Linked DNA regions of Homo sapiens: region 2 is linked to region 1. The links are chromatin loops, found by intact Hi-C in ENCODE. Cell type or tissue: K562. All regions are shown on one strand. Links, peaks and the distances in the headings refer to the core of each region. The heading gives the core; the rest is flanking DNA.

Evidence for each region. A loop is a pair of places that touch in the nucleus more often than their neighbours do. Peaks named below come from ENCODE experiments on the same cell type or tissue, not always from the same donor. Only the 100,000 strongest peaks of a DNase experiment are listed, where the experiment ranks them.
Region 2: it touches region 1 in a loop (3-fold over the local background); 1 of 110 quality-filtered maps calls a loop at or near these places.

The regions. Positions count from the first base shown.
Region 1 is chrX:139,965,507-139,970,963 of GRCh38, reverse strand. It overlaps CXorf66 (chromosome X open reading frame 66), which reads left to right and starts at 5,443. Exons shown (of 3, transcript NM_001013403.3): 1 at 5,443-5,457. In K562, for the core only: CTCF peaks have their summits at 3,430 (motif pointing right) and 4,657; a DNase peak (open chromatin) is centred at 3,463.
Region 2 is chrX:139,582,609-139,588,065 of GRCh38, reverse strand. It overlaps MCF2 (MCF.2 cell line derived transforming sequence), which reads left to right. Exons shown (of 29, transcript NM_001171876.2): 26 at 278-350; 27 at 1,579-1,688; 28 at 2,888-3,000. Among named protein-coding and RNA genes, the nearest start is that of F9, 55 kb to the right of the region's middle. In K562, for the core only: no CTCF peak of the experiment used is centred there; no DNase peak of the experiment used is centred there.

The sequences.
Region 1 (5,457 bases), core at 342-5,341:
AAAATCTGTAATCATTAGAGCCCTTTTCAAATGCAACCTTGGGTCATTAACACCTTGATGTTTGTGTTCCTTGCCCACACGATGGCAGAATAGGCAAAGAAGTGTGAAATGGATACTAGAATGTCAAAATCTCCCTTAGAGGATGGTTAAAACCTTCTAGAAAGCAACCTATTACGATTTCATTAATGTCAGTCACTGAACAAATTGAGGCTGGACGACAATTGAGATCAAACCAGCTATTCATTCTTTATGTGGTAATAACTAGAGCACATTAACAGACATATGGCATATGAGATTTAAAAATAAACGAAACATAATTTCTAGTACTACAGATGCTTCCTACATGTTCTACCTGAGAGCTCATGCATATATGTGCATGTGTGAAGACCCTGGAGGGCACGCATGTGTACACATGTTGTGAACGTATGCAAGTAAGAATACACATGCCTTTGCACTGGCAGGGAAGTCTTACTGGCTATGCACAGAGATATAAGAGGGGAAGCTGTTAACAGTCTTCTCACCAGAAATGTCCATGCCTGCAAAGAGGAGATGTATTGGTAACTGCTGGCAGGGGAACATTTAAAATTCCAGTGAACGTAGGTGTCAGATTCATTCTACCTCAGCAGCATCCCCTGTGCTACAGAGGTGTGGCTGGGGGCTGCTGTCCCGAGAACAAGTATGCTGGGTCTGGCTTTGACCCATCAATCTGAATTAATGGCTCAGGGACCTCCGTGCTATTATCCTGTTGTTTATATACACACATCACATCAATTTGTATTCGTTAGAGCCCTTCTGGTTGAAAATGACACAAAGCCAGTTCCAACCAGTGAATCAAAAAAAGGACTATATTAATACATATAATCAAACCACTAGAAGGGCAGCAATGCAGATGGCTGTAGGAAAACAGGAATTGTAACTCTCCTTGGAAGACTCTCCATCTTTCATCTTTATGTTTCTCTTTATGTCACTTTTATTCTTTGTTTATTTATTTTGAGACAGAGTCTCACTCTGTGGCCTAGGCTGGAGTGCAGTGGCGTGATCTCGGCTCACTGCAACCTCTGCCTCCTGGGTTCAAACAATTCTCCAACCTCAGCCTCCCAAGTAGCTGGGATTATAGGTGTGTGCTACCATGCCCAGCTAATTTTTGTATTTTTAGTAGAGACGGGGTTTCACCATTTTGGCCAGGCTAGTCTCGGACTCCTGAACTCAAGAGATATGCCCGCCTCAGCCTCCCAAAGTGCTGGGATTACAGGCATGAGCCACCACACCCAGCCACTTTCATCCTTTCTAATTAGCTTACTCCTGCCATCAGGGGCTGTGTCACAGGTACCTTTGGACATCTTTTCCAGGTTTACTGCGCTGGTGGTAAGGGAATTTCTCAGCCCAGATTGTTTGAAAAATCTTTGGGGAAAACTTCTGATTAGCCTGTCCTGAGTCACATGCCCAACTATAAACCAATCACTATGGTTAGAGATGGGAACCGATTACTGGTCTAGCCTGAGCCACATGCTCACCCTTGTGGCCAGGAGAGAGGGATACTATAATTGTTAGTTCTTATCAAGACCATTTGGTTGAGGTGGAAAGAAGTGGTTTTCCAAAATGATAGATTTCCTGCCCCCAAGAAGATAAAACAATTCATTATGTCTGTGAAAAAGAGAAGGAAGGACTGTAAAGTTCCATATATATGTATATATGATCAACCCTATTGATTATATTTTATGTTATTTACATATTCTACCTCCTTAATAATTTTGTGTCCACTTGATTTATCTTGAGCTGAAAGTTGTGTAGTATAACTTTGCTTCTATCTATTTGTTCTTATATCTCTTCTACTTTTTGTTTCATAAAGTTAAACACTAGAGTTGATTGGCAACCACTCACTTTCCATTTGGGGACTCTTCTGCTTCTCTTTCTGGCCCCCATTCTCAAATTCCCTTCAGTCCCTGACTCCTGATATTAACAACATAGGTATTATCTGCTGGCCTACTTTATCAACTCTCTAAAAGTGGGTACTATACCCAATAATAATAACATTTCTTGACCACTTATTTTATTTTATTTTATTCTATTTTATTTTTTTTGAGATGGAGTTTTGCTTTTGTTGCCCAGGCTGGAGTGCAATAGCGCGATCTCGGCTCACTGCAACCTCCGCCTCCTGGGTTCAAGCGATTCTCCTGCCTCAGCCTCCCGAGTAGCTGGGACTACAGGTGCCTGCCACCACACCTGGCTAATCTTTGTATTTTTAGTAGAGACGGGGTTTCACCATGCTGGCCAGGCTGGTCTCAAACTCCTGACCTCAGGTGATCCACTCTCCTTGGCCTCCCAAAGTGCTGGGATTACAGGCGTGAGCCACCGTGCCCAGCCACATGTGACTTTTTTTTTTTTTTTTTTTTACAAGGAAATGGTTTAAGCATTAGTTGTGTATTTTTTTTAAATATTTTTATTGCAGAAAATTAATATAACATAAAATTTACTATTTTAACCATTTCTGAGTGTACACTTCAGTGACATCAAGCAGATTCACATTGCTGTACAGTCATCATCACATCCATATCCAGAAGTTTTCCACCATCCCAAACTGTACCTCTGTCCCCATTAAACAATAATTCCCCGTTCCCCACTCTACCCAGCCCCTGGTAACCACCATTCTACTTTCTGTCTCTATGAATTTGACCACTCTAAGTACCCCATATAAGTGGAATCATATAATATGTGGCTTATTTCTTAGCATAATGTTTTCAGGGTTCATTCATGTTGTATTATATATTGGAATTCCCTTCCTTTTTAAGGCTAAATATTGTTCCGTTGTATGCATATACCGCATTTTGTTTACCCATTTATCTGTTGATGGACATTTAGGTTGTTTCCACCTTTTGGCTATTGCGAATAATACTGCTATGAATATCAGCATATGAATAGTTGTGTGATTTTTTTAAATCCTGAAAAGGAATATTTATAGAATGTTCCCATTTATATGTAGTATGGGTGTGCATCATGTACATAGATATGTATGTAAATATGTAGAAAGAGATCTGAGAGATGCACATCAAATTTTTGTGTCATTGTCTCCAGAATGGGGATAGAGTGGAGTGGGGAAGGAAAAGAGTCTATAACGTTTTATTCTGTATATGTCTGTCTTGTGTATTTTTCATAATGAGAATGGGTTAATATTAATATATTCCTAATGCAATTTTAAAGTGCAATTAAAAATAGAGATGAAGATTTCAGGCATCTTCACAAGCTGTGAGTAAGGAATATTTAAAGCAATTTTAAAGGGGTCAGAAGATCTCAAGGGATAAAGGAAGTCTGAAATACCTCTGTGTGATTTAAAATTTTTATAAGGTGCATATATTTTTTTAATTAAAAAAAATCAAATAAGGGGAAAAAGTTGAAGGCCCAAGGCGGAATTGCACTGTCAATTGAGGTCCAGAGGAGGGCAGTAGAAATCCCCAAGGTGGCAACCCCAGAAAGGTTCCTCTCACCCGGATGAGGGCAAAGGTTCAAACTTGCCATGTGGGTGCTGGGAAGAGCTTAGGAGCTTTTCCTACTACTGATTCCTATAGATATGACGCCAGCCAGACATTGGAAGCAAGACAATCAAATATAATGGCGGAAATCAGAAAAGTGGTACAGGTTAATCTCTGGAGAACCAAGGAGAGAGAAACCAGGAGCAGCCATTCTTCACCAAGAATCATTACACAAGGGCCCAGGAGCAGCTCTCTGGGGAAAATGACCTAGTGAGATTTTTAGGGGTCTTGGGGACACAGCCCTGTTAAGTACCTGGCTAAGTCCTTGGACCCTTCCCCTCTGCTTTTTAAAGTGGAAAAGAATAAATATGGCCCTGCAGGCTCAAGATACAGAGCTGGGATTAGGGTGAGGGGAGTGGGACAGGCTCATGCAAATGCAGAATCAGATCCTGTCTTTATTTAAATGTTCAATATTTTGTTGGTCATAGATTTTTGGCATTAATTTTGGTTTTTAAATATCACGTTAAAATCTTATTTGATTACTGAATTTTGCAACACCCCTTAAATTTTGTGCTACAGGCAAATATCTCACTGGGTTTTACTCTAGTCCTGGCAACAATCAAAACAATAACAACAACAAATATGAAGCAAGAAATGGGGTTTTATAGTGTACTTATTATATACAATTTTTATCAAAATAATACCTAGAATTTCTGAGTGAAATCTATTATTACTAACATGCTAGTCATGTAAACTTGCAAATGAAATAAAAATCATATAAATCTATGTTAAAGCCAAAGAAAGTAAAGTGTTTTTGTAACCATTATGAATATGAAGTTAATGTTCAAATTAATTTGGAAGCTGTTTCTGAAATACTGGCTTTAAGATATTTGTCTACCATGTATCCAACACTAGGGAAAAAAAAAAACCTGATTTCTTTTTTTAAAAAAGGTGACAGATACATTCTTTCACTTTATAAGCCCTATTCAAATTTTCAAAAGCAGCTTATTCAAAAGCAATAGAATAACATTTTCTGATTTTTATACAGTTAAAAAGTATGAGCAGGATTATTTAGACCTTCAGGGTAAAACTGAGTTGTATTTTTTTTTTTTTGGTTTTTTATTTTTTTTAAGATGGAGTCTTGCTCTGTCACCCAGGCTGCAGTGCAGTGGCGCCATCTAGGCTCACTGCAACCTCTGCCTCCTGGGTTCAAGTGATTGTCTTGTGTTAGCCTCCTGAGTAGCTGGGATTACAGGTGCCTGCCACTACGCCCGGCTAATTTTTGTATTTTTTTTTTTATGGTAGAGAGGGGGTTTCACAATATTGGCCAGGCTGGGGGTTTTCCAATTAATGTTTAATTTTATTATATTCCAATGGCCCCAAATGCATAATTTCAAACACTGTCACCTTTATAGGACATGTTCTTTCATTTCTTTTTTACTCTTTATTTTATTTTTTTTGAGACAGAGTCTTGCTCTGTCGCCCAGGCTGGAGTGCAGTGGCGCAATCTCGGCTCACTGCAACCTCCACCTCCCAGGTTTAAGTGATTCTCCTGCCTCAGCCTCCCAAGTGGCTGGGATTACAGGTGCCCACCACCATGCCCAGCTATTTTTGCATTTTAATAGAGACAGGGTTTTACCGTGTTGGCCAGGCTGGTCTTGAACTCCTGACCTCAAGTGATCCGCCCACCTCCGCCTCCGAAAGTGCTGGGATTACAGCTGTGAGCCACCGTGCCTTGAACCCGGGAGGTGGAGGTTGCAGAGAGCCAAGATGATGCCATTGCACTCCAGCCTGAGCCAAACTCCGTCTCAAAAAAAAAAAAAAAAAAAAAAGTCATTTGGTAAAATTTGTATACAGAAGCTTATGCTTCCCTATGGTGAGATTATGTTGTCAGAGTATGACACACAATGGTAATGATGTCATAAATGCCTAGAACACTCTGAACTGTATAAATTCAGTAGTTACCTTAGTAGACAAATCATTTGAACCA
Region 2 (5,457 bases), core at 157-5,156, 380 kb after region 1:
ATCTCGAGTAATCATTGCTCTATAATGATGGAATGGGAGCCAGTTCTACTTCTAAACTTGAACTTCTTGAATAAAATATTATATGGTCCAGACCTTTCCAAATTCAAACTTGAGACTGGCCTTCCCTCTGATTATTTCAAGTCTGTGAAGCTTAAGTCTAATGGCAAGGATGCGTGTGTGTGTGTGTGTGTGTGTGTGAGAGAGAGAAAGTCATTGGCCTTCAAGGAAGTAAGAAGTGTGACTTCTGAATGATAATATGCTTTGTTTTATTTCTCAGTTAAAAAAAGAAAGCAACAGGATCAATTAACAGAACGGGATAAGTTTCAGATTTCTCTTCAGCAGAATGATGAGTAAGTGATTATTCTTTAAGAAATACCACTCCTGCAATCTTTTGTTTTCTGTATGTAACATGAAGCAATGTAATTAAAGTATCTCTGACAAGAACCATCCACCAATTTAGCAATAACTCATCAAATTCCATAAACATCATTTTCTGAGGTCCAGCCTTATACTGGAGGCTGATAGTTCTTAATAGTTATCCCTTGGGTTGATTTCTAAACATGATTGAAAATGCTTTATTTTTAATATATCATTGGAAGAATTACATGTAGGCTGACAGGAAAGGAGGCTGTGCTCATAAGCTTTTTTTTTCAAAGTATTTTTGGTCACCTTTGATCTGACTGGAAAAAGAGGGTTGTAAGAATATGGGAATAGAGCAAATGAAGGACTGGCTCACAGTTTTACAGTCCCTTGATGGGGACCTCTTGCTGGTGATTTGGCCTCTCTCTACATAGAGAGAAGGTATGGATCCTGGGAGGGAACTGAGCCTGGACACAACCAGGAGTCATTAAGGAAGCCTCTAGAAATTCCAAAAGGTGGAGTTCTCGCTGAACATTTGCATATATACAGAAAGAATTCTCTCATTGATTCTGAAGGCCTGGCACAGAGATTCACCACACAGCATCTGCTTGCTGTGGTGATCATTGAATGACTTATTAGAAATACTGTTTTTTCCTTCGCTGCATGTCATCTTTCTGAGGTAGCTAAAATCAGATGAAACATATGGTGGTTCACGTGGAGATTTAGGAGAACCATTTAAAAGTTGCAGATAAAGTCTTTATCTTTCAGAGTTCAAAAAGCTCCATCTTTTATCGTACATTATAGGAGTAACATCTTTAGGTTTTATGCAGTAATTGACTTAATAGTAGCTGGTACATACTCAACAATATGAATCAGTTGAAGGTTTCATCTTCATTTATATACAACAACTTACCTAATTCATTAATGTTATAAGTCCACAGAGCAACGGGGATTGTATACAATACCCTTACTTTGGGTCTAGAAGGGAGTAGTTTTTCTCCTTACATAATAGAGAACCTGCTGGCTTGGATCTGAGATTTAAGCTTTTGTATATTATAACCTATTGCCACACAGATTTAAATAGGGAGTATTGGCTGTTTGGATGGATTCTCAGCATGTTCTTAACACTTGGTATCAATGGAAGAAATACCACTTTAAATTTCTTTTTACTTGTAAACTGTACAAAAGCTCACTTAGTTTTATACATCACTATTTCAGAAAGCAACAGGGAGCTTTTATAAGTACTGAGGAAACTGAATTGGAACACACCAGCACTGTGGTGGAGGTCTGTGAGGCAATTGCGTCAGTTCAGGCAGAAGCAAATACAGGTATGTGTCATGGTCATCTTAAGACGAGACTCATGGGTGTGCAAATTTTTACCTCGTATTATTAATTTGGAAATCTACCCACTTGGTATTTTTGTATAAACAAAATACAGTTAACCCATTTTTATAAGGCTCTCATGTCTTGCATATGCAGGACACTCTGATGGGCACTAGAGAGTATTGGTTGTCAAAGTGTGGTCCCTGGACCACTAGAATCAACATCACCTGGAAACTTTTACAGAAGACAAATTCTCTTGCTCTATTCAGACCTTCTGGATCAGAAACTCTGGGAACAAGGCCCAGCCACTTGAGTTTTAACAGGCTCTCTCTGTGATTTTGATGCATGGTCAAGTTTGGGAACCCCTGCTATAAAGGATATAGTGATGAATAAAACATATATACTGGCTTCAAGGAATGCGCATTTCACTTACCGTTGGTTTAATGAATAGAGAAGAGTCATTAACAGCCGAAATATTTATTCTTCCTCTGTGAATGGTTTTATTTGAAGTGATTTTAAATACTTTATTTAATTCAACAAATATTGACATAGCATGATCTGCATTCCAGGAGTTATGCAAAGTGCTAGGCATATAGTCTAACTAGGATACACTCAGCTGCCATCCTCATGAAGCTAGGAGAATAGAAAGATAGTTAAACAAGCAATTAAAAGTAAATTTGGCGAGTGTTACAGCAGGGAAGTACGAAGTGCTGTAGAAGCATACATGAGGATCACCTAAACAACTCTAGGATCAACAGCATAGACTTCTTTGGAGAAATGCCTAACAGAGTGCCTGATACTCAACACTTTAATATGATGATCCTTAATATGGAAGAGTTCTCTACTGGTTGAGGAGAAAAAGGTAATGATAGCCTTGTAGAGTTTCCATTTATCCAATTAAAGGTCACTTCCCTCAGGTCATCTATGCTGTGGCCCCCAAAGAAGTAAGGAGAGAGCATAGTACTAATGCCTTCATTTGACAGGTGAGGAAACCAAGTTAGAAAAAGATGACAATGACTTTTCCCAGGTTGCATGAATAGTTTAATGTGGCCAGGATGAGATCTGTTAATTTGCTGCTTACATTAGATTGGTTAATCCATTTTTTTAAATTCAACTTTTTAAAGGATTACAGCTAGTTTTACTTCTCACCTTGTGGTAAATTAGCACCATGAAGTAACTGCCACATTCCACACTTTTCTTATAGTTTGGACTGAGGCATCACAATCTGCAGAAATCTCTGAAGAACCTGCGGAATGGTCAAGCAACTATTTCTACCCTACTTATGATGAAAATGAAGAAGAAAATAGGCCCCTCATGGTTAGTAATAATATAGTAAATTAAAATTATTGAGGCAGTTTTACTGATGAAATATAGGTGGAGCACATAGGGGCAATCTTTTGTCAGCATCCTTGAGGCCATTAGGAGTAAGCCATTGCTAAAATAGTTGAAATAAATCTTATTATGAACATCAGGAAGCACTTCTGTCTTTAAGTAGAACCTGTTTGACCTATACATAGAGCTTCTGCTGATGTTGATGAAATAGATAGTCAATCTTTCCAAATCTCTAAAATCCCAGTTTTATCTTTAGTAGAGCTTCACCACTGTGTTTTCCATCCAGGCATGTGAAATAAAATCAGAGAACAAAGGGGCTTCAAATACACTTTAAAAACCAGTTTGGATTCCAGATTAGAAAATAAAGGAAATAAGCATTATACATTAAAAACGATTTAATAACATCTGGGGGATATATTTTAGTGTGTTCTCAAAAATACACTAATGATATAAAATCTCAGCATATTAGAGCAAGGGAGCACCCTGTAAAATTAAAGGAGGTTGCTTTAAGGTTAAAGTGTTTATAGAAGGAATAGTTTGCAAGTTGGTAGGATACCAGTGGGCTATTAAAGAGGAGGTAGGACTGTTTGGGAGTAAATCCCTACTTTTCTAAAGTCACCAGCTTGGAAGGTAGGAGTGATGCTTGGAGGTAGAGTGCTCCTTGGTGCCCTTCAGAGGAATCAATTACATTTGGCAGTTCTACTGTTAGTATAAGAGGGTAAACCTCGTCTCTACTAAAAATACAAAATTAGGCGGTTGTGGTGGCGCATGCCTGTAATCCCAGCTATTCAGGAGGCTGAGGCAGGAGAATCGCTTGAACCCAGGAGGTGCAGGTTGCAGTGAGCTGAGATAGTGCCCTTGCACTCCAGCCTGGGCAACAAGAGCGAAACTCTGTCTCAAAAAAAAAAAAAAAAAAAAAAAAGGATAATGGCATGGATAATCACAAAGCTGTACAGCATTGACTCTGAAATGCAGTCTTTAAAAAAGTAGATATTGTTTCTCCTAATACTATGATGACCATAATACATATTTGTGTGATAGTTTACCGTTTCCCAAATGATTTCTCAATTAATATTCACAGTATTAGTATGAAAAAGAGCGGGCTTTATTACCTTCAATTTACAGAGGAGGAAACTGAGACTTAGATCTGGTAAGATATTTGTCCAGAGTTAATTGTCTATACCTGCAGTTCCCAAACTTTTTAATGAAAGAAGCCTTTACATCCTTGAAAATTGAAAACCCCAAAGAACTCTTGTTTATGTAGGTTATATCTTTTAAAAAATACTTTCAACTTTTATTTTAGATTCAGGAGGTACATGTGTAAGGTTTTGTTACATGGGAATACTGCGTGATGCTGAGATTTGGAGTATGAATGGTCCTGTCACCCAGGTAGTGAGCATAGTACCCAACATGTAGTTTTTCAGCCCTTCTGCCAACCCTCTTTCCTCCCTCTAGTAGTCCCCAGTGTTCATTGTGCCCATCTTTGTGTCCACGTGTACCCAATGCTTAGCCCCCACTTATAAGTGAGAACACGTGGTATTTGGTTTTCTGTTCCTGCGTTAATTTGCTTAGGATAACGGTTTCCAGCTGCATCCACCTTGCTGCAAAGGACATGATTGCATTTCTTTTTATGGCTGCAGAGTATTCCATGGTATATAGGTTACATCTATTGATATTTACCATGTGATAAAACTAAGAAATACAAAATTTTGAATGTAATAATTGTTTAAAAATATTAATAAACCCATTGTAAGTTTATATCAATAAGATTTTTGTTTAAAAAGTTACATTTTTCAAAATAAAAATCAGTGAGAAGACTGATTTAAATACTTAAATACTTACAAAAGAAATACTTTTGTAAATCACTTTAACTTCTGGCTCAGTAAAAGGTGAATTCTCATATCCACTTTTGCATTCAATTTGTTGTGCTACCATACACCTAGTATCCTCTAGAAAACTCCACTGTGTACTTGTGAGAGGATGAGAGTGAAAAAGGCAAATAGTGTCTTAATGTAGGTTGACCTTGCAGACCCCTTGAAAGGGTCTCAGGAACCCACAACAGTCTGTCTCCCACACTTTGGGAATCTCAGGCTTAGACTAATAATAAAAAGAAGTTTAATTTCTTTAATTAATGTTAGCTGGGGATGGAATGGATAGTAGTAGTTGTTAAATGCGAGCAAAAAGTCAGAGGAAGCCAGTTTGTGTTTAACCGTTTGCTGTAGATGATCTATGAAGGCATTGTAAAGAACTCAGTTTTAAGTAGGCATTTTTTTTTCTAGCTATGGTATCAGAAGATAAAGTAAATATGCAAAATTGAAGAATGCTTTAATCACAGAGGATGGGAATATAGAAAAACCTATTAGTTTCTCTCTCTTTGTCCAATAATTCTCTGAGATGTGCTACTAAGGAAAACATATAAAAGAGCAACACAATGTATTCCAT